2 separate regions of the Mus musculus genome follow, and region 1 is linked to region 2. The links are chromatin loops, found by intact Hi-C in ENCODE. Cell type or tissue: left cerebral cortex. All regions are shown on one strand. Links, peaks and the distances in the headings refer to the core of each region. The heading gives the core; the rest is flanking DNA. Region 1 overlaps Cops4 (COP9 signalosome subunit 4). Region 2 holds the start of 5430416N02Rik (RIKEN cDNA 5430416N02 gene).

Region 1 (11,499 bases), core at 1,348-9,347, 110 kb after region 2:
TAAGATTGCCAGAATAGGGTGTGCTCCTCCTCAGTACCCATATGATCAGACCTGTGCTGAGGAGTGGGTAAGCGTTGGCTGGTTAGCATTCACCAGGTGTGGAGGCAGGGCGATTTGACAAGAGCTATCGTGGTGAGCTGGTGAAGGCTGCAGCTGACTGGAAAGAGTGAATGGAGACAGCTCTTTGGAGTTTTCATAACATCAAAAAGCAAAGAACCATACAGAGACAGTAATTAGTGTAAGATAGAAACCACAGCAAAAGTTAGATGTTTTATAATCCATTGGAAAGCAAACATTTTAATAATTGGTTTTATAATCCATTGGAAAGCAGACATTTTAATAATTGACACTGGGTATAGTGGTGGTTGCCTTTAGTCCAAGCACTCGGAAGGCAGAGATGGGCAGGTCTCTTGAGTTTGAGGCTAGCTTGATCTACAAAGCGAGCTCCAGATAGCCAGAGTGACATAGTGGGACCTTGTCTCAGAAAAAAAAAGACAGGACAAAACACTGATATTGAGGAATTGGTAACAGATTCTCACGGGAGTGTATGAACAGATGGGAATCCATAGCGGCGGGGCATTTAGACTGGCGTGGCCTTTGTCTAGGGGCTGTCCTGTGTGTAAGGTTAGCAGCCTGGCTCTTCTTTCCCAGGACAGCAGCACTGCTGTGCCTTGTAACAGTCAGAAATGCCAGATGCTCCCTCGTAGAGGGATGACTAGAGCTCAGGACAGGCTGTGCGAGCACAGGACAGGCTGTGTGTCAGTGACAGTGGGGTTGGTGCAAGTCTGCCTTGACAGCTTCTCTCAGTGAACAGAGCCCGCACAGCAGTGACAGGGCTGGGCTGTGACACTGAGAGGACACAGGAGTGTAATGGAGGAGAGGAGTCCTTAAGAGATTAGTCATTGTCACTTTTAAAGTAATGAAAGGATTCCCTGATTAAAAAAAAAAAAAACTGGAAAATTAAAGAAGTTTAGCATGATAGGACAGTTCATATGAATTTGAGTTGTGAATGGGAAACATAAACTGCTGATAATAACTGAGCTAAGCAAACAGTTTGAATTCATAGAAATCTGTGCCATGACCTGCCCCTCTCTCACAAAACATAAAACAAGTAAGACTGAACTTCACAGTGGGAGCCAGGAGAATTCTAAGGATTTTTAAATTTTTTTGCTTTGTTCATTATTTGTTGTTGTTGTTTGTTGCTTGTTTTTCTTGTCACAAGGCTTTACTGTTTTGGCTGTCAAATAGAAAAGATTACTTTTTTTTGAGGATTAATCATGAATTACGAGTTTGGAATTATTGAGGCCTCCAGTTCTTCACTCCTGGAGTAAAATATTGCCTGTGGAGGAGGAAAGAGACTGAAAACTGTCTTTAATTCACCACAGCCCTGTACACTCTCCACAACCCTAACTGAGATTATGTTTTGTTTATGTAAAAATACATTTTACTTGATGGCAGAAATACATTTTAATGATGTTTAATATACTATTGTATTCCATGTTGTATGTTTTTGACATAGTCTCACTACTTGGCTGGCCTAGAACTTAGTATGTAGATGAGGCTGGCCTAGAACTTAGTATGTAGATGAGGCTGGCCTAGAACTTAGTATGTAGATGAGGCTGGCCTCAAACTCACAAGAGATCTGCCTGCCTCTGCTTGCAGAGTGCTGGTCTGAAAGATGTGTATCCCCATGCCTAGCCATAGCCCACTTTTTTACTTGAAAGAAAATACATGTTGTCTGTAAGCAGCTAGTAAGGACCATAGCTGTATACTTTCTACCTTTTTACACACCATAGCTTCGCTCATATAAATACTATAGCAGTGATTTTCATTTTTTCCTAACATAAATAATAATTTTACAAATTAATTTCTTTGTAATTAGTACGTGAGCACATTCCTTATTGTGTCTAGTAGGATTAAAAGCATACACATTAAAGAATCCAAAAGCATAATTGCAGAGTTAATTGCCAGATTGGTCTCTGGGCAGGCTGAGCCTGGATGCAGTTCCACTATAGTGTCCGGTAAGCCTGAAACTTGGCACTTGTGTCTATTTCATTTGTTTGCTTGCTTGTTTGTCCTAGACAGTACAACGTAGATTATAAGCTGGAGACTTACCTGAAGATTGCAAGGCTATACCTGGAGGATGACGATCCCGTCCAGGCCGAGGCTTACATAAACCGAGCGTCCTTACTTCAGAACGAATCCACAAATGAACAGTTACAGATACACTATAAGGTAACAAGTGACCTAATCGCAACACCTGTGATGAATGTTCATATGTTTCAGAAACTCTCTTCACCTCTTGTCTTTGACCCTCCAGTTTCCCTAATTGGAGCATTTTCCCCCTATAGGTTTGCTATGCGCGTGTCCTTGATTACAGAAGGAAATTCATTGAGGCCGCCCAGAGGTACAATGAGCTCTCTTACAAGACAATAGTCCATGAAAGTGAGAGACTAGAGGCCTTAAAGCATGCACTGCACTGCACCATCTTAGCATCGGCAGGTAAGCATGATTTCAGCCTCAGTGAAACGAGTTGTCTCTGCTGATAACGTTAGGTAGCAACCACTGGATTACTTAGCAAGCAACACTTCTAGGGGTGCCTCAGTACAATTAAAGTAAGTTTAAACATGAAACAACCAGGAATAAAATGATTTATTCTAAAAACTTAAGTGAATGTATCAGCTTGTTACCTACACATTAAGAATAGTTAAAAGAGGTAAGTTTATTTTTACAGAAAGAGAAATGGTTCTTAAAGGAGAACTACAGAGGAGGAAACAAGCCCAATTGATCCCCAGCACCCACCCACGTGCTGGAAGGAGAGAAGAGACTCCTGAAAGATGTGTCACCCCCACAGATGTGTCAGCATGGGGGACTCTTTCACATACACAAAAGAAACCAAAAGGTTTAAAGTATTCTGCTTTCAGGGTTTTTTAAACCTTTAAGCTTAAGTTTCAGACTAGCATTCATTCTTTTCCTCAATACATAGGAAGTTTTTACTAAATTGTAGCATAGACGCACATAGCTTTTAAATAGAAAAGGCTGTGGTGAAGGAATGTTCATCCCAAACCATGGCTTTTTAAAAAGATTTATTTATTTAAAAAAAATTTTTAAAGTTTATTTGTTATTATAAATAAGAACACTGTCAGATCTCATTACGGGTGTTTGTGAGCTACCATGTGGTTGCTGGGATTTGAACTCAGGACCTTCGGAAGAACAGTCAGTGCTCTTACCCACTGAGCCATCTCTCCAGCCCCCACCATAGCTTTTCTAAATCATTCTGAAGTCCCAGATCTGTAGTCAGCTGAGAGCTCATGACATGTTTAGTTCTTACACTTAACAACCCTCTTCTGCTCCCTCTATTTTTTTTCTTTTTCCTTTTTTTTGGGGGGGGGGCACAGGGTCTTTTTATTGAGTCTTGGCTGTCCTGGAACTCCATGTATGGATCAGGCTGTCCTCCAGTTTACAGAGATTTGCCTGCCTCCGCCTCCAGAGTGCTGGGATTAAGGCTTAAACCACCACTTACATTTTTTCGTAGCTAAGTGCCAGCTGTTGTCACATCTGACAGATTCACTTTGATTTTCTGTTGTTTTACTTGATCATCCAGGCAGATCCAACCTGTGGCCCAGAAACTGTATGCAGCCAAGGATGGCTATAACTGATGTCCAGGGTGAAACTACAAACACTCCTAAAATAAGAGGGGTTGGTTTGTTTGTTTGTTTTGTTTTGTTTTTGTAACTCAGCTACATGGTTCTCCAGTGTGAACATTGTAGTTGTTAAGATTATTTCAGTGTCAAAAGGTTGGACACACCTGGATGCACAGGGGTTATTTATAGGGATGAGTTTATGGATAAATTAAACTCCTAAGTCCAAAGAATATATACTTTTAATATTTGGATAGAAAGTGAACATTGCTGTAATGTTACATCACTCCAAACAAAGATGTGCTTGATGTAGACCATGGTGACCTGGAACACAGATTCTCCTGCCAGCCTCTGCCTCCCAAATTGTTCTGCTTTTTGATGCTCACATCTTCCCAGTATGACTTGGATATAGTCCCAGCAGTGTTTCAATATTTCTCTGTATTCTAACATAAAAAAAAATAACCTTTCTATGCATTAGGAATATCATAGATTCCCAGCACTGGAAAACAAAACAAAACAAATGCTAAAAATGATGTCTTAAGATCGAGTTTATAAATATTTTTTATCTTTTAATAGAATACTTTCTTAGGATTTTTTTTTTTTAAGTTTTTATGTGTTTGTTTGTTCATTTAATGAGTATGAGTGTTTTGGCTACATGTATGCCTGTGTACCACATGTGTGCTTGGTGCCTACAGAGGCTCCTGGAACTGGAGTACATAGACTTTTGTGAGTTGCAATGTAGGTGCTGAGACTATAATCGGGGTACTCTGGAAGAGCAGCTCTTAATCACTGCCTGTCTCTCCAGCCCCTTAGTTAGTATTTCTACTGCTGTGATAAAACAGCAGGACTAAAAGCAGCCTGGGGAGAAAAGGGGTGTGTTGTTTATACACCCTGGCTCTTAGTCCATTGAGAGAAGCCAAGGCAGGAACCTAGAGAGCAAGAACTAACGCAGAGGCCGTGGGAGAAAGCCTCTCGCTGTCGTGCTCCCCATGGCTCACTCCACTTGCTTTCTCACACCATCCACAACCACCAGCCCAGGGTGGCCCCACCCACAGTGAGCTCAGCCCTCCTACAGTCGTTACTGTCAAGGAAAATGCCCCCACAGGCTCGCTCGCAGGACAGTCTAGTAAAGACATTTTCTCAGTTGAGGTTCCCTTTTTCTAAATGACTCCAGCTGTATCTGTTGGCATAAAACTAGCCGGGACAAATACCAGGATTTAGACCCTGGATGTTCCCACGGCTACTAGGTGTAGGTGTCCTGGTGACAGAAGACAGCGGTTGCTGACAGCATTGTTTCCACTCACTCGGTATTAGTCACCAGGTGTTTAAAGGCTCTAAATGTATACATTGAGTCAGTATTGTTTCTTAGCAGAGAAATACTGGTTTTGTTCTGTTTCTGAGACACAGTCTTTCTGTTCAGTTTGACTGGCCTACAGCTTGCTGTGTAGTTCAGACTGGTGGAAGTCATGCTTCAGCCTTCCTGGTTCTGGGATCACAGAAGTGTATTCCATGCTGGGCATATATATTTTTTATTAACTAAATAATGTACTATTATATATACAAGAAGAAAATAGAAATCACCTAGGCTTACAACCTCCTGGACCATTTTGACCTCTACCCTGGTCCATTATGTGAACATTCAGTTATTCTCATGTATCTACAGATTTTTTGTTAGTGAACATATCTAGTGATTAAAATTTATTTTGAACTAACCCAAACTCTCAGGTTTTTCATCATTTCCAGATATGTGCAGACTAAGTAGCAAAATGAGTTACCCAATCTCTGTCTCCAGGTGAGAGTGGGCTCAGAGTGCCCTGCCTCTCTACAGCCCAGCTTTCAACCTGTAAGCAAGCGGGCTTTTGTGGGCTTCGCAGGGGCTCCTCCCCATAGTTTTATGCCCTTTTTGATGAGTTTGATGTTAAAATGGTTCCCTGATGGACTGCTAGATGCTGTCTAGTGCTCTGTGTGTGTGTGCACGCATGTGTTTAGGTGTGGGTGCTAGTGGGAACTAGGGGTAGACAAAGTGTATATATAGTCTTGGCTGACTCTCACTGACCTCAAATTACAGGCCTGCACCACTGTGCCCTCTAGTGTTCATAAGTATAGACAGTCTGATGTGGAGGTTTTGTGTGACAAAATAGTATCCTGTAAGCTCTAATTTGACAGCATTGCAGTGTTAGCTATGAGTTCAAAGCTAATGAATTAACCCTATATGTTAAGTAAGGGTGTAAACAGAAGCACGTGAAACAAAGTTGCAGTTTGATTAAAGTTGACAAAAAATGGACTAGGGGCTTAGAAGAACCTAGTTCTGTATCTCCAATAGAAGTAGCAGCTCAGCATTAACTGTGGTACAATCAATAACTTTCTAGAACATACTAAATAAATGTATTAATGGGGATTGTATGTATTTTAGTAAGCAAAAATGGGATCATAGAATGTGATTCTTTTTGTCACTGAAGAAACACTTAGAACATTTGACCCTCTGTGTTTCCCTAGGACAGCAGCGCTCTCGGATGCTGGCTACTCTTTTTAAGGATGAAAGGTGCCAGCAACTAGCTGCATATGGGATCCTAGAGAAGATGTACCTAGACAGAATCATCAGAGGGAACCAGCTTCAAGAATTTGCTGCTATGCTGATGCCACACCAAAAAGCAACGACAGCTGATGGTAATGATCATGTCTGACGTGTGTGTGACAGGGGTATCTAGGTATAGATTAGTAGAAAATATGTTACATTAGTATTTTCAAGTAATACTTCTGATTAATAAAAAGAGGACTATTGACCAATAATGAGTATTAAACACTGACATAGGTTTGTGGTATAATCTGAAATAATCCCTATTGGAAAGCAGTTTATGAAATACAGCATTTTTTTCTTCTTTTTTTAAAAAAAAATCTTATTTGTTTTTTGAAACTTGTGAAAACTGAAAAATTATAGCTTGTACCTATGACACCTGAATTTTAAAAAGCTTAAGCCATTGGTAAATAAAACTAAATAACAGATTATATTAGAGCATAATTATTCATCCCTAATTAAGAGTAAAATTTAGCTCAGTAGCTTGCCCAAGGACCCTTGGGGTAAAATGGTCCAAATAGGAATAGGTTTCCTTTCATATTTTTTGGTTAAATGATGTGATTGCTTAAATCAGAATGTCTTTGCCAGGAAAATGTCCTTTTAATATTTTCTAATTCATAATAGTGACTATTTTATGTATTTTTGTCTAAGATGTTTTAAAGTCCCTTGCTAACATGACCATGATACTAAACATAGAGGTGTGGACACACTGAACCATGCATGGAGCAGCATCAGCATGCAAGCCAACTAGGCTTGCTGCCCAGGTCACTGTCACTCTGTACCAGAGAGCAATTAGTTGTGAGGACTCATTTGTACTGGGCTGGCTGAAAGGTCTTAACTTTAAGGATTTTTATTTATGTGCATAAGTGTGTGTCAGTGTGAATATGTGCTGAGTGTGTGGAGGTGTCCTGCAAGGCCAGAAGACATCAGCCAGTGCTGTGTGCTGTGTGCTGTGTGCTGTGTGCTGTGTGCTGTGAGCTGTGAGCTGTGAGCTGTGAGCTGTGAGCTGGGTGCTGTGAGCTTGTGTGCTGTGTGCTGTGTGCTGTGAGCTGTGAGCTGGGTGCTGTGAGCTTGTGTGCTGTGTGCTGTGAGCTGTGAGCTGTGTGCTGTGAGCTGTGAGCTGTGAGCTGTGAGCTGGGTGCTGTGAGCTTGTGTGCTGTGTGCTGTGTGCTGTGAGCTGTGAGCTGGGTGCTGTGAGCTTGTGTGCTGTGAGCTGGGTGCTGTGAGCTTGTGTGCTGTGTGCTGTGTGCTGTGAGCTGTGAGCTGGGTGCTGTGAGCTTGTGTGCTGTGTGCTGTGAGCTGTGAGCTGTGTGCTGTGAGCTGTGAGCTGTGAGCTGTGAGCTGGGTGCTGTGAGCTTGTGTGCTGTGTGCTGTGAGCTGTGAGCTGTGAGCTGGGTGCTGTGAGCTTGTGTGCTGTGAGCTGGGTGCTGTGAGCTTGTGTGATGTGAGCTGTGAGCTGGGTGCTGTGAGCTGGGTGCTGTGAGCTTGTGTGCTGTGAGCTGGGTGTTGTGAGCTTGTGTGCTGTGAGCTGTGAGCTGGGTGCTCTGAGCTGTGAGCTGTGCTGAGGCCCCAGTGTGCCTGCTCGGAACCAAACTCAGGTCCTCTGCAAGAGCAGCCCTCGAGTGGAATGTGCTGAGTTGTGTCTCTAGGCCAAGGTTTTCTTTTTCATAGACTTTTCTTAAGCACCTCAGGAAAATTTTCTCTGTGGTTGTAGGATTACTAATGGTTCTTCTGAGCAGTTAGTTTTTGTCCTAGTTAAACATAGTGTGAATTGATAAATTGATTCTCTTATTTTTCTTGACTTCTAGAAAAATTAAATTTGTAACCCAACTCTGAGTAGTATGTATGGGCTTTAGTTGAAGCTAATCCTCCTGCTTTGTTTTGTTTTAACTTGAGAATTTTAATTCTCTGTATAGTCTAAGCAGCCATGACTTTAAAAAAAAAAAAAAAAAAAAAAAAAAAAGTCTGATGTACAAATTAATTAAAAGCTAGGTTGAAAGTTGATCTTTCAGATTGACTTTGAGCTTCTAGTCATGGGAAGAAAGTAGAAAACTGCCCCATGGGTTCTTGAAGAGAAGGACGCAGGTCTGTGTGGGGCGAAAGGCTGCTTGTCTGCTGCCCTCATCTGACCCAGCCCTGAGCTGCAATCTGTTCTTTTGTTAGATCACAATCTCATTTTTAAAAAAATAATTTAATGTATGTGAGTACACTGTCACTGCCTTCAGACACACCAGAAGAGGGCATCAGATCCTATTTCAGATGGTTGTGAGCCACCATGTGGTTGATGGGAATTGAACTCAAGACCTCTGGAAGAACAGTAATTGCCCTTTACCGCTGAGCTATCTCTCTAGCCTCCTGACTTAGCAATTTTAAGACATGGTGTCTGGTTTATTTTTAAATTTAAAGTATGTTCATTGGTTTTCATTCTGTCTCCAGTCATGTAGCATTACTGCCGATACATCTCTTGCCCTATAGATTTGCCTGTTGTGGACATTTCACGTTAATGGAATCATGATGCTGTTGTTATGGCCTGTCACAATTGGCTTCTCTCACTTAGTGCCATAGCTCATCCGTGTGATTAATACTCATTGCCAAATAACATTCTAGTATGTGGATGCACGTTCATGGACAGGAAAATTGTTCCCACGTGGGGGCTGTTGATATTGCTGCTGTAAGGCTTTGTGTTGAAGTTGTTACATTGTGTGTCACTGTGTGCATGTGTACAGTCTTTCCCTTTCCCACATCTGCCCCTTCTTCCTTTTCTTTTGTGCTTGAGGTTGGTTTTGTGGCCTCTAATGCAGACATTCTACTATTGGACCAGTCTACATCCCCATCCTTGACTAAATCATTTTTTATCTTCCTTTCTTCTTCTGTCTTCTTTCTTCCTTCCTTCCTTCCTTCCTTCCTTCCTTCCTTCCTTCCTTCCTTCCTTCCTTCCTTCCTTCCTTCCTTCCTTCCTTCCTTCCTTTCCTCCTCCTCTTCCTCCTTCTTCTTCCTTCTCCTTTCTCCTCCTCCTCCTTCTTCCTTCTCCTTTCTCCTCCTCCTCCTTCTTCCTCTTCCTCCTCCTTCTTCCTCCTCTTTTTTCCTCCTCTTCCTCTTCCTCCTCCTCCTCCTCCTCCTTCTTCTTTCTTCTTCTTCATTGTGGAGGAGTGGTGAGCAGTTATAAGAAAGGGTTTTGTAGAATACTTCCTTGAAGGTCTCTAAACATCCCTGTTACAGCAACTGCTCTGTAGTTGTATGTTAAACACAGTCATCACAAAAAAACCTAGGAGAGGCCAGCAGTTCAGGCTTTGTAAGGGGCTAGATTCCCTAATTTACAGGAGGATTCTGTTTCTGAACTCCTGAGAAAGGGTAGCTGACCCTACCTCTGGGATATGCCCCCATGTTTGCCTCACAGTAAGGTGACCAAAAGAATGAGCTAAGGGGCTCATGAGTAAGTGTGTACTGCTCTAGTGCAGAGGACTCAATCCCTCTGTCCCTTAGCAGTTGCTCACCAGCATCATTGTGTGCGTTACCTCCTTGACATAACCTCACAGAAGCAGCTAAAGTCTGGATGGATCGTGGCTTACAGTGTGAGAATATAGAGCACCATGGTGTGCACAGCATGAGGACAGGTGTGTGGGGTGGCAGGACACACGGCAGTGGAGGCGCTCCCTGGCTTTCTCCTTTTCAGTCTAGGACCTCAGCCCAGGGAATGGCGTGCCACATTCAGGGTAGCCCTTCGCTCTTAAATTAAGCCTGTCTGGGAACACCCTCACAGACACACCCAGAGGTGTTTCCATGGTGATTGACTATTGGAGATTACCTATCGCATTAGTTTTCTAAATACTGTATTTTATTTCATTGTATATAAACTATAATTGTAAATATACTCTGATATATTAGTGCTTGCCTTTAACCTTAGCACTTGGAAGGCAGAGGCAAGCAGATCTTAGTTTAAAGCTATCCTGGTCTACAGAGTGAGTTCCAGGACAGCCAGGGCTACACAGAGAAACCCTGTCTGGAATAACAGTAATAGTATCAAATGTAAGTTTTAGTGACATGTTGATTAGAAGTATAAAACTGATTACTACATGGCTAGAAATAAAAATAAAGGTATATCTTTTAAAAGTATAAAACTAGTTTCAAACATTTAATGAGTTTATTTATGTTTATTTAAGGTTCCAGCATCTTGGACAGAGCTGTTATTGAGCATAATTTGTTGTCAGCAAGCAAATTATATAACAATATCACCTTTGAAGAACTTGGAGCTCTTTTAGAGATCCCTGCAGCTAAGGTATTTTTCTTAATTCACTACTTTATATCAGGGAAATTGAAACCCCAGACTATTAAAGTAATGGAGAGATACCTACGAGATAATGTTCGTGAGCACAACAAAAGCTACATGTTTCTAAGCCTCAGGGGAAACGGGAGGAGACTGGTGAAATGCTGTTGTCATGAAACTTAGTGGCTTTAGCTTTTTAACTTTCTAATGACAGTTACTTAGAATGGAAATCTTCTAGAAGTACCAAGTTATACCTTTTGCATAAGGATGTCTTTGTGTAGTGTCTTAAAGACACTGATAACAAAGTTCTTGGAATATTAGATGGTGATTGCTGCTGTCCTTGTTCCTCTACCCTCAATGGACTCAAAGGTTTAGTGCTCATCTCTGACCCCAAGCTGTCCTGCTCTACTTTCCTTCCCAGTGGGGTTTCACCTAAAGGGTAGTTAACCTTCTAGGGAATCTTAGTGCGGTTTTTGGATTTGGTTGGTCATACACAAATTACAGCACAATACCAATTGTATTGATACTGTATCACTTCTGAAACATCTTAATTTCAGATAATATTGAGAGTAAGCAATCAATCTTTCACCTTAATTAAAGTCATGTAGTTTATCTGATTATGAAGTTTTTTTGTTTTTCGAGACAGGGTTTCTCTGTATAGCCCTGGCTGTCCTGGAACTCACTCTGTAAGTGTGAGTGCATACGTTGTTAGTAATAGATTATAATCAGTCAGTAGGAGTGGTGGTGTATTGATTGTAAAGATGTCAGGGGCTGGAGAGACAGCTCAGCAGTTAAGAACACTGACTGTTCTTCCAGAGATCCTGAGTTCAATTCCCAGCAACCACATAGTGGCTCACAGCCATCTATAAATGGGATCCAATGCCATCTTCTGGTGTGTCTGAACACAGTGACAGTGTACCTACATACATGAAATAAATAAATAAATCTTTAAAAAAATTGGCTTTTTTTCACAGAGGACCTGGCTTTGATTCCTGGCACCCAAACAGTGACTCACGATC
Region 2 (11,499 bases), core at 1,245-9,244:
GACTAAGCCAAGCGGCTGGGCACAAATGAGGTGTTCTTAACTGGATCCCTGGAGGTGGGAAGGGCACACCTTCTGGTGACAAATCCATGGAAGTTTTCACTTTCCACCAACTTGCCCACACCTCTTGCTGGAATCAGAAGTTCTTGCAGATTCCAATGTTTCTCTACCATATCAGAACTCATGGACTTCCTGACCAGCTTCCTGGCCTCTCATTGTTGAGCTAGCTGGACCAAAGCCGTGATAGTAAATCTGCCTTTGATATATACATGTCTATATGTGTGTATCCATTTATCCTTTCAGTTCTGTACCTTTAAAGAACCCAGACTGATAACAGTATTCTACAGAGTATTGTGGGACAATGGGCTATGCACAGACAGCCTGGTCTCCAGTCAAGCTGAGGTCTTGAACCCCAGTGGTACCTGATGCGTGGTAATTTCCACCTACATGGGATGGTAGGCGTTAGATCATGTCTCCTGGACCCCTAGAGCTCCTGTCGAAGTTACTGCCCCCACAAGAGAGGCATGTGGCTAACAGTGATGAAGACAATGTCCCAAGCTTCTGGCCTTCTGGCTAGACTCCTCCAATTACCTAGCAAAAGCAAGATAAGCAGCCCACCATAAGAGGGGCTGTTTAGCCCCTCCTTGCTCTCTTAAGCTTTCACCTTTCTTACTCTCTAGCTCCTTCTTTCTTTCCCTTCCCACCTCTCTAAGCTTTTACCTCTCTCTCTCTCTCTCTCTCTCTCTCTCTCCTCTCTCTCAGCCTTCACCTTTCTTACTAACTCTCTTTCCCTTCCCCCTTCTCTCTTCTTGGCCATGGTCAGTGTCTGTCTCTGTCTCTCTCTCTCGGAGACTGAGAACCTGGTACCAGGTTCTTGTCCACTCCCTGCCGTGTGGGGTCAGCGGCTTCACAAAGCCAGATGCCAACCCAGAGCCACATGGAGAGTGACCAGCAATCCTCCCACGTCTGACTGCCCAGAGCACCGGAACTCTGGCAGGACAGATTCTCTCCCACTCCCCTCTTTCCCACACACCCACGTCCCGCAGAGTATCAGCATTCTGACTTCCTGATAGTCAATCCTGCTCATGAAGAGAAGCCAATGCCCACAAAGGGGCAAAGAAGCACCACCAAGGGGACAAGTACTGTGTAAATCTATGCTTATCACACTCTGCAACCAAGCTTTGGGAGGAGATGTAAACATACTTCAGTAATGTTAAGTATTTGACCACAGTCCCACTCCAAAAAGTACTAGGCATGGGGATACCTAATTTTATTATAGTTCCACCAGCTGTTTCAATTACCTCCATAATTAAGTAGAAATGTTCCAGGAAAACAACCAACACATCCTGACTACAAACACTTTAAATGCCCCAGGAACTTTCCACATACATAAACTATATGCAAACATAGGCAAGAAAAAAATCGAGTACCTCAAGAAAGATGTGTGAATTGGAGGCCTGCCTGGTCTACATAGTGAGGTCCAGGACAGCCAGGAATATGCAGACTGCCTTGAAAAGCCAAAGTTGGGGTTGGGAGAACACCCCACTAGGCTGGAGAGCTAGCTCAATAGTTCTGAGAACTAGCTGCCCCGAGCAGCCACATGGCTCACAGCCCTGCTGACTCAGTTCCAGAGGACCTAAGTCCCTCTTCTGGGCATGAATTGGGTGCAGACACACATCGGCATTAACACCCATACACAGAAACAGTTTTTAAGAAGGAACCACTTACTTGGACATGCATGCTCTTATACTCAGTCCTGGATTCAAATACTGAATCCAAATCATAAATGTGAAATGGACACTTTAAAGAAGCCAGCTGATAGTCAACCTCCAAGATACTAGCTATGAGGCAAAGGATGGAATCTTTAAAACAGGAACCTTGTGAATGAGTTACAGTAGGGCACATCATTAACGGTGCTGAGAGAACTAGCAAAGAATCTGATAATAGTCAGATGCTCAAGAGGCACAGCGCTAACCCTACAGTAGAGTTGACTGTTCTGCCCACAGGGCCACTGTGAGAAACAACTGTGGAAAATAAAAGCTCAAACTACAGCAAAATGCCTGGCATCTCTGAAACTCAGAGGGATTTGCTGTAGAGACTGTGTACTGGCTAGCTTTGTGTCAACTTGACACAGCTGGAGTTATCACAGAGAAAGGAGCTTCAGTTGAGGAAATGCCCCCATGAGATCCAGCTGTAAGGCATTTTCTCAATCAGTGATCAAGGGGGAAGGACCCCTTGTGGGTGGAACCATCTCTGGACTGGTAGTCTTGGCTGGTAGTCTTAGTCAGAGAGCAGGCTGAGCAAGCCAGGGGAAGCCAGCCAGTAAGGAACATCCCTCTATAGCTTTCTGCATCAGCTCCTGCTTTCTGACCTGCTTGAGTTCCAGTCCTGACTTCCTTGGTGATGAACAGCAATGCGGAAGTGTAAGCTGAATAAACCCTTCCCTTCCCAACTTACTTCTTGGTCATGTTTGTGCAGGAATAGAAACCCTAAGACAGAAATTGGTACCGGAAGTGGGGTATTCCTATGACAACCTGACCATGTTTTGGGGAGGACTGTGGAAGGACTTTGGAACTTTGGGCCAGAAGATCCATTCGCTGTTAAGAGCTCTGTGAGATGTTGTGTAGGAGCTTGGAAGATAATGTTGAGAACATTGCAGAAAAATGGAGGCCTGGCTTGTGAAACTTCAGAGGTAAAATTAAAGACTTTTTTCAGGGCCACTGCTATTTTGGATTGTGAAGGTTCTGTGGTTCTGAAGAATCAGCTGTGATTAACAAGATACAAGAACTACTAAAGTTAAACCTTTGCATTACTGGAACTATTGATGCTGGTTAACTGGAGCTAAGAAATTAGCGGTGATTAAGAAGAGACCAGCATCACTGAGGTGAAATCTTCTGGGAAGGGTTTTCTGAGAGCACAGAGGCTGTGTTCCAGAGATAGCCAAGGTTGTACCTTGTGCTGTGGCTGGACTTGGTAATATGTAAGAGTCACCCAGGTGGTACTGGTTTTGAAGGCATGAAGGGGTCACGCAGAGCACCTAAGGCTCGGCACTGTGAGAGGCCATGGAAGGCCATTGGTGAAGGTGCAGCCTCAGTTGCAATTGATGGCCCAGGACTGAAGGGGTCATGCAAAGGGGTTGAGGCTTGGCACCATAAAGAGAGCCTATGAGAGGCTATTGGTGAAGGAGCTTCAGTTGAGGAAATGCCTCCATGAGATCCAGCTGTAAAGCATTTTCTCAATCAGTGATCAAGGGGGAGAGGCCCCTTGTGGGTGGGACCATCTCTGGGCTGGTAGTCTTGGTTCTATAAGAGAGCAGGCTGAGCAAGCCAGTGAGTAATATCCCTCCATGGTCTCTGCATCAGCTCCTGCTTTCTGACCTGCTTGAGTTCCAGTCCTGACTTCCTTTGGTGATGAACAGCAATGTGGAAAAGTGTAAGCCGAATAAACCCTTTCCTTCCCAACTTGCTTCTTGGTCATGATGTTTGTCCAGGAATAGAAACCCTGACTAAGACAGACTGCTTAAGAGTTAAGAGGACTGGGGTCCGATTCATAGCACACACATGGCAGCTTCACTCTCCAACTGCAGTGGCAGGGGATCTGATGCCCCCTTACAGCCTTCTCAGGCACCATGTATGCACACGGTGCAGACAAAACACCCACACACACAAAGGCCTGTCGTTAAGACAGGAGGCCTGGGTTGGAGAAACTTCCAAGTCGTCCTCTGACCTCCACACCAACAAGGACACAATGATTGTCTAAATAAAAGTTCTCTGCCACCCCGAAAATAGGTAATTAAGATTTCACCAAAGCCTTTAGGATTCCAGTCTTTACTTCATAATCTTTCCCAGACTGTATCACTCAGAATATTTAATATATACAAAACAAATGACTCTACCTTTCCTGTATTTCGTAATCATCTTCCAACGTCACGCATCTCTTCCAGGCATCACCGAGAACACAATTCCTGAAAAAAGATTGTATTTTAAATCGTGTGCCAGGGGCTGAGGCCTGTGGCTGCCGCATCTCCTTTAGGAAAGCTTGCATATCCTCATTAGTTCCTCAATAATCACAACGGCTCAGTATGTGAACAGCAGTGAAGAGTTTAATCATCGGATATGCAGCCACTAGCGGAAACAGCAAAGAGCTCAGAGCACTCCATGCCCACCAAGTTCTCTAATGTCTCTTAACGTTGCTGTTTTAGTTAAAGGTCTATGACATTTAAGTAAATGCCTTTTGCAGTCCCCCATCTGTCAGTATTACAATGTATCACATTACCAGAATTCAGAGCAGTATAGCCACAGGGCTTGTCAGAGGGACTCTCAGGACCCCTGCATCTCTCCTAGGAGACCCTCAGCAGCAGGCACCCAATTAAACAGGCATCTCACTGAGATGCTCCCAGGCTTTCTCCTCAGCTGCAGCACCCCCTTTTGTGAGAATCTCAGCAGATTATGTTTCTGAAACCACTTAGCCCGTGTGGTGGTCTGACATGGCCCCTCATGTATTCGCATGATCTGTCCCCAGGTGAGCTGTCCGGGAAGGATTAGGAGGTGTGGCCTTGTTGGAAACCAAAAGCCCATGCAGTGAGTCTTGCTCTCTGCTGGCAAAGCAGGATGTGAAGCAACGGTGCCAGCACCATGCCTTCCTGCCTGGCTGTCCCAGCATATAGGACTGACCCGTACAACGGTAAGCCAGCCCCAGCACAACGGACCAACCCCTACAACTGTAAGCCAGCCCCAGCATGATGGCTTCCTGTAAGAGTTGCTGTACTCATGCTGTGTCTTCACAGCCTAGGATTCCTGCTTCTCCGGTAGTGTCGTGGCACTTAGTACCTCATGTTCTTTTACTATGTTAACAATGTTGGAAAACCAAAGTATTCTTCGGGTACTATTCACTTCACAAAATTTTCTCCAATCATAACCTTGATACTTTTTGAAAATTTTTATTTTTCGGCATAGCTGTTTTACCTGTGCGTTTCTTTGTGTAGCACTGACTGGCTGTCCAAGAACTCACTCACTCTGTAGAGCAGGCTGGCAAGTGCTCTGCCCTTTAATCTGCTGCCTCTGCAGGGATTAAAGGCACACACTGCCACCGCTGCTGGCAATAAGGATGACCTCTTACCATTATTCTGTAGGAGAAAAGCCAGCCACAAAAATCCTATGTACTAAAGAAAAAACTCCGATGCACTAGTCTATTATCCCATCTATGTGAATCATACAGAACAGGCAATCTACAGGTACAGGTGCTCCTAGGGACTGGGGGACAAAGGGACAGCTAATGTGAATGGAGTTTCTTTGGAGAAGAGATAGGGTGCAGCTGGTAAAGCCTAGTGTTCCCAGAGCCCTAAGGTTCAACCTTCAGCACATTAACTGGGCTTGGCAGGAACACACACCACTGGGGAGGTGGAGGCAAGATGATCAATAGAACAGTCATGCCAAGCTACACAGCAAGTCTAATCTAGCCCGGGTTACATGAGACCTGTCTAAAAAAACAAAATGAATGTTTTTACAGGGTGGGGTTAGACCTCTACTCTAAAACTGGCCTGAACCTTTACTCCCAGCTTCATGGGAGACCCATTCAGAAAGATCACCCCCAGGTTGAAAACGGACTCTAGGAGACAAGCCCAGCTCAGTAAGATAAAATTGTATCTGTTCTAAAGGCAAGCGTAGGTTGGTGATGCAGTGACTGAAATCATGCACAAATCCTGGGCTTGAGTCCCAGCACTGCAAGATAAAAACCCCGATGTGCTGAGAGCTGATTACATGAGACCAGACTGAACTTCACTTAACTCACTGCCAATTGTGAAAAACCTCACCTAAGGATAAACACACAGCCTTGTATTCTTGACAGTCAAGCAAACACTTGTACCATAGCACCCGATTCCCCAGAAGTTCATGGGCTGCGTTTTATTTAAAAAAATAAAAATAAAAGGAAAAACCCAGCAAAATGTTGATTTCATCCAAATAAGATAAAAGCATATATAATGGAAAAACATGAATAAATTAATTCCTTGATGACTTCAATTCTCAGTAAAATAGGAGGTAAAAAAAACTTGTTGGAATTGAATTTTGTATCATTTGAAGGATACAAAGAAGTCAAAGGTTTTAATCACTGGGCTCCAATAAAATCGCCTAGTCCTGAAAGCTATCCACCCTCGATGCCCTATTCCCAAACTCAAACAAAGTTCTGTGGGCCCTAAGTTTCCGTACCCGTGCAGTTCCCATCGCACTGGAGACAGCAAGGGCCCGAGAGACCTCACCTTCTTTCATTAGCCACCTCCCATCTTCAGAAAAAGCGTTCTCTCATGAGGACAGCGGAGCAGTCCCACTCAAGCTGCTGTGCATCACATCCACAGCGCCAGGTCACATCGAGAGCTCCTGTGCCCCCTCGCCATCCGTGACCTACAAAAGAGACGAGATGAGGCCTGAGATCGCTCTTTTGTCCCGCCTGCTACACAACATTCGGCGGACATCACGACCTGTTCCTACCCATTTGGCGCCATTCTCCAATCAGTCCTTCCCGGCGCGCGCCACCATCGCCAGGGTCAGGCAGGCGTCAGCTCGGTTTCCACCTCTCTACTCCCCATGGCCATGCTCGCCCAAAGCGCGATGGCGCCGGATTGCGCGGGAGCTGGCGTAGACATGATGCCAGAGCGTTAACAAAAGGAGGACCGAATGGAAGCGAGAACGTGCCCACGGAGGCCCTTAAAGGCGCCAGGCCTCTCCGATTGGCTGCTTCGACATAGCATGGTATGTGATTGGCTACATGTCCAAAGCCCGCCCTTCCGGTCAAGCCGCCCAGTCCTCATGCGGAACAGAGTTTACCGCGACTCGAGCTCTCGCGGGAGCCCAGAAAAGGGACTTCGACAGAGTAGGATAGCCGGAAGTTGCTGTCCAGGGGACCGCAGCCTTGGGGACTGCTAGTGGAGTGTCTCGACCTGTCCTCCGGCTGTGTGGGCGATCGCAGCCGCCGAGCCCAGGCACTGCTATGGGACTGCAAAGGTGGGGCGGCGGCACATCGGCTAGCGTCGCCAGACATGTGCAACCGGACCTGGCTGGTGCTCCGCATTTGCCTTCCGGCTTGAGGGACGTTACTCAGAATGCTTTCTTTTTGCCGTTTATTGGGCGTCTGACTTGGTGAGCACCAGTCATCTCAGCCTTTCTGAGGTGTTGGTGAGAGTCAGTCATACCATGCTGAAGGCATACTGAGGAGAAAAGTAGGCGAAATCAATCCCTACTTAAACACTAGCTCCCAAGGAGAACCTTTTTGGTTGGTTTGTGGGGTGCTCTCTTCCTTTTATATCAGCCTGACCCGAGAAAACACGTGTAGTTCAAGCTGGCCTCACACTTGGGATCTTGGTGCATCAGCCTTCGCAGACCCAGCCCTGCACTACGCGTGAGACGTGGTCGCATTTTCTTACAATGTCAAGGGTTTGTTGAATAACAATAAATTCACACGTGATTCGAGTACCATCCTAAGTGCCAAACGTTAGCTTTTCCTTCTTGAATCAGTTTTCATTCGCCACCCCCAACCCCCTGAAAATCCCAAGCTTCTCCGTACTAGTCGGGAGATGTGTGTTAGACCAGAGCTGTGTGCTGCTTTGGATGAATATCGTTCTTGGCTCTTCCTAAAGATAGCACAAGATAATTTGGCTCTGGACCTGCAACTTCTAGACCTTTGTTTGGCTCTCCATCTGAACTCACCTGAGCTCTTCATTTCTTGTGATTGTCAATGAAATAATTCAGATGAGGCACACAAGAGAGCACTGTTGAAGATAAATGGGCTTTAGTACTGGAAAGTGAAGGAACCCAAAGGAGAGAGAAACAATGGCCAAAAAGACTGTTGGCATAAAAGCCTGCTCACAAGGAGCAAGAATGGGGCTGGAGAGATGGCTCAGCGGTTAAGAGCACCAACTGTTCTTCCAGAGCTCCTGAGTTTAATTCCCAGCAACCACATGGTGGCTCACAACCATCTATAATGGGATCTGATGTCCTCTTGTGTGTATGAAGAGAGCAGTGGTGTACTCATACACATAAATTAAAAACAAGGGGCAAAAATAGACACAGGCCAAGGAGATTCATGGTGCCAGCCTATATCCTTAGAAAGGGTTTAAAACTCAAATGTCTCTAGAACAAACAGTTGGTTTGGTTTTGATGGGTTGTTGTGTGTGTGTGTGTGTTTTGTGGGTTTTTTGTTTCTCCTCAGGTGACTGACAGGCCCACTTGGAGTAGCTTTGGGAAGGGGGAGGTGCATTGTGTTGACACCAGGCATAGTTGTGCACACCTTTAATCCCAGCACTCAGGAGAAAAAGGCAGGGGGGCCTCTGTTGTGTTCAAAGCCAGCCTGATCTACACACTTCCAGGATCCTGTGTGCTGGCTTGTTTTATGGCACCTTGACACGAGATAGCCATCAGAAGAAGGGATGATGCAACTCAGAAAATGCCTGCAGAAGATCTGGCTGGGGGGGGGGGGGCATGTAAGGCGTTTTCTTAATTAGTGACTGACTGGAGAGGGCCCAGTCTATTGTGGGTGGGGATCTCTCTGGGCTGGTGATGCTGGGTTCTATAAAAAACAAAACAGACTGAACAAGCCATGGAAAGCAAGCCCGTAAGCAGCACCCTTCCATGGCCTCTGCATCAGCACCTTCTTTGAGTTCCTGTCCTAACTTCCTTCAGTGATAGACTTTACTGTGAATGTGTGAGCCAAATAAATGCTTTCCTCCTCAACGTGCTTTTGGCTATGGTGTTTCATCACAGTAATGATAACCTTAACACACTGTCTCAAAAAAAATAAAATAAAAGACAGGACAGTGGTTATCTGTGTGCTTTACCACAAAACCTCCAGTAGGTACAGGTCTTATGATAGTTTGAGCAGTTTGGAACTGCCTCTCCTCGAAGGGCACCAAAAGCCCATTCCTTAGACCGTTCATTAGAGCCCTGCAATTTCAGTCAATGGTTTTGCATTTTGCTAATGGAGAGGAAGGGGTCCATTCTCAGACACCTCCAAGCCTATGAATTTTCCAACTAGCTACCAAACATGTACTTAGATTTTATAGGTGAAGACATAAATGTTATAGAGCTCAGATGACAGCTAAGAAGTAAAGAAGCAACATGGGAAATGGCTCAGCGGCTCTCTAAAGGATCCCCAGAACTTACCCAGAAAGCTTGGCAGATGGCAGCCACCTGTAACCCCAGCACAGAGAGGACGACAGGAGATTCCCCAGGACAAGTTGGCTAACTAGATTGGCAAACTCTGAGTTCACTAAAAGACTGCAGAAAGTGTACAATAGTCAAGGGGTCTCTACACAGGAGCAGTCACACATGCATGGGCCCTCACCCACACATGTACACATTCCTGACCATCTCAGTCTGCTTGATGAAAAAACTGCCTCTCAGATGTTATCCTCTGACTTAGCACATATGAACCATAGAACACATGGGCGCGCGCGCGCGCACACACACACACACACACACACACACACACACACACACTAAATAGATGTCATTTTGAAAAATATATCCCATAAGCTTTGGCATCTTTACCTCTTAAAGACTGAAATGAGTATCCTGTGATGGAGAAATGTGTGCCATCAGTCACGTCATCGAGCTGCTAAAGACCTAGATACCAGTTTCTTGAATGTCAGAGCTAAAACTAGTTTATCATCCCTTAAGCCATCATTCAGAGAAGGGCACAGTAGCACACCACGAAAGTCCAGCACTCAGAAGGTGGAGGCAGGAGCTCAAAGTCATCTCTAACTACACAGTAAGGTTGAGACCAGTGTAGACTTCATGAAACTTTGTCTCTGAAAAAAACAAATCATTCAGAATTTAAAACTTTTGCCAAGAAATACTAGTTATCCTTCTTGGAATACAGTTCAAGTTTGGTAATGTCAATTTGCTAAAGTGACTATCAATGTGTTCGCTGTAGACCTTCAGTATGTTAGCATTTTTATGAGTGTTCACTCAACTAATACTTTTTAAAGTTCACTTTTCTTTGTACATGAGACTATTAGTTATGGGCTGAAGGGATGGCTCGGCAGTTTAAGAGCACTGACTACTTTCCCAGAGGTCCTGAGTTCAAATTCCAGCAACCACAAGGTGGCTTACAACCATGTGTAATGGGGTCTGGTACCCTCTTCTGGTGTGTCTGAAGAGAGCAATGGTGGTATACTCATATGCATAAAATAAACAAATCTTAAAAAAGAATATTAATTATACACTAGGATGAAGTTTATGACAAATTAACAAAAACATTTGAGGACCCCAAAATGTACGGTTGATTGGAACAGATACCTAAGGGGTTCTTATTTGCAGTGTTTTCTCTTCAATAATATGAAATCTAATTCTCTTCAGTGTAGGCCCATGGCTACAACCTTTAGTTGTGTATTATGGATTGTGGTTGCGTGATCACATTAGTATCATGTTTGAGAGACACACTGTCTTCTGCTGCTGTGTGCTGGTACAAACATTTTATTACATGTTACACATGCCTATTAACAGCACATAGTCTCTCCTTATCAGAAAGTTCACATTTTCTTGGCTTATTTTATAACTTCTTCAATCTCAGTGGATGGGTTTATATGTCTGACCTATTCATATGATAAACTCATTGGTATCACTTGCTTGGAATATGAGTTTTCCAAAAGGGAGGAAAAAACTGTCCGGTGATGTTGTGAAGTTGATTTCTTAAGACAGAAATGTGAGCAGATCTTTTAACATGTTTCTCAAAACTTACGTTTTTGAGACAGGATATCATTATTAGCATTGGCCAGCCTAGACCTTGCTGTGTAGACAAGGCTGCCTCTGCCTCCTGAGTATTGGGAGTCCAGGTGTGTGTACATCTAAACGTGTTTAACAGCACATAAAGCATCCTTGTATCACTCTTCCACAATCTCACACATACTCAGTGTCAGGCCCTTTTAAAACCTACTTAGATAACAACGCAGAGTAACTGAGACATTGACTCTAGAAATAAAAAGCTTGGGTTGACAGTTTAAAATACTGGATGAGGGTGGGGAGCAGGGAAGACAGCTCCGTGGATAATAAATAGCACTGGCTGGTCTTCCAGAGGCTTGGGGTTCAATTCCCAGCAGCCACATGTTGGCTCTCAACCATCTGTAACTCCAGTCCAGGGGGTCTGATGAGCTCTTCTGGCCCTTGAGGGGACCAGACACATACAGGGTACATATGTGCAGATAAAACACCCATACACATAAAATACAAAGCATTAAAGAGGATAATGCTGGGGGCCAGGAGATGGGTCTGTGGGAACGTGCTTGCTCTGCTGGAGACGTAATGTTACAGTGCACTGTGTAACTCAAGTGCTGATTTCTGTGCCTCTGTATCTGGTTGCTACCCTTATGATTCTAAGTGTCCTCTATAAGCATTGCTCCCCATTTATTCTATGATTTTCCAATAAAAGCTGGTTAGCCAGTGACTGAGCAGGGGAGATAATAAGGCTTCCTCCCAGCCAGAGGAAAGGGGAGCAGGAGGAGGGACGTGAGGA

The links. Hi-C counts contacts between places; a loop is a spot of excess contacts. Peaks named below come from ENCODE experiments on the same cell type or tissue, not always from the same donor. Only the 100,000 strongest peaks of a DNase experiment are listed, where the experiment ranks them.
Region 1: a loop joins it to region 2, with 2.6 times the contacts of the local background. A loop is called at or near these places in 2 of 42 quality-filtered maps.

The regions. Positions count from the first base shown.
Region 1 is chr5:100,531,161-100,542,659 of GRCm38, forward strand. It overlaps Cops4 (COP9 signalosome subunit 4), which reads left to right. Exons shown (of 10, transcript NM_012001.2): 5 at 2,082-2,235; 6 at 2,352-2,502; 7 at 6,138-6,308; 8 at 10,377-10,492. Among named protein-coding and RNA genes, the nearest start is that of Cops4, 19 kb to the left of the region's middle. In left cerebral cortex, for the core only: a CTCF peak has its summit at 5,737 (motif pointing left); DNase peaks (open chromatin) are centred at 2,816, 4,735, 4,873 and 5,712.
Region 2 is chr5:100,422,844-100,434,342 of GRCm38, forward strand. It overlaps 5430416N02Rik (RIKEN cDNA 5430416N02 gene), which reads right to left and starts at 6,692. Exons shown (of 5, transcript NR_034038.1): 1 at 6,483-6,692; 2 at 6,254-6,395; 3 at 3,893-3,961. In left cerebral cortex, for the core only: no CTCF peak of the experiment used is centred there; DNase peaks (open chromatin) are centred at 5,711 and 6,748; H3K4me3 peaks cover 3,602 bases; H3K27ac peaks cover 1,680 bases.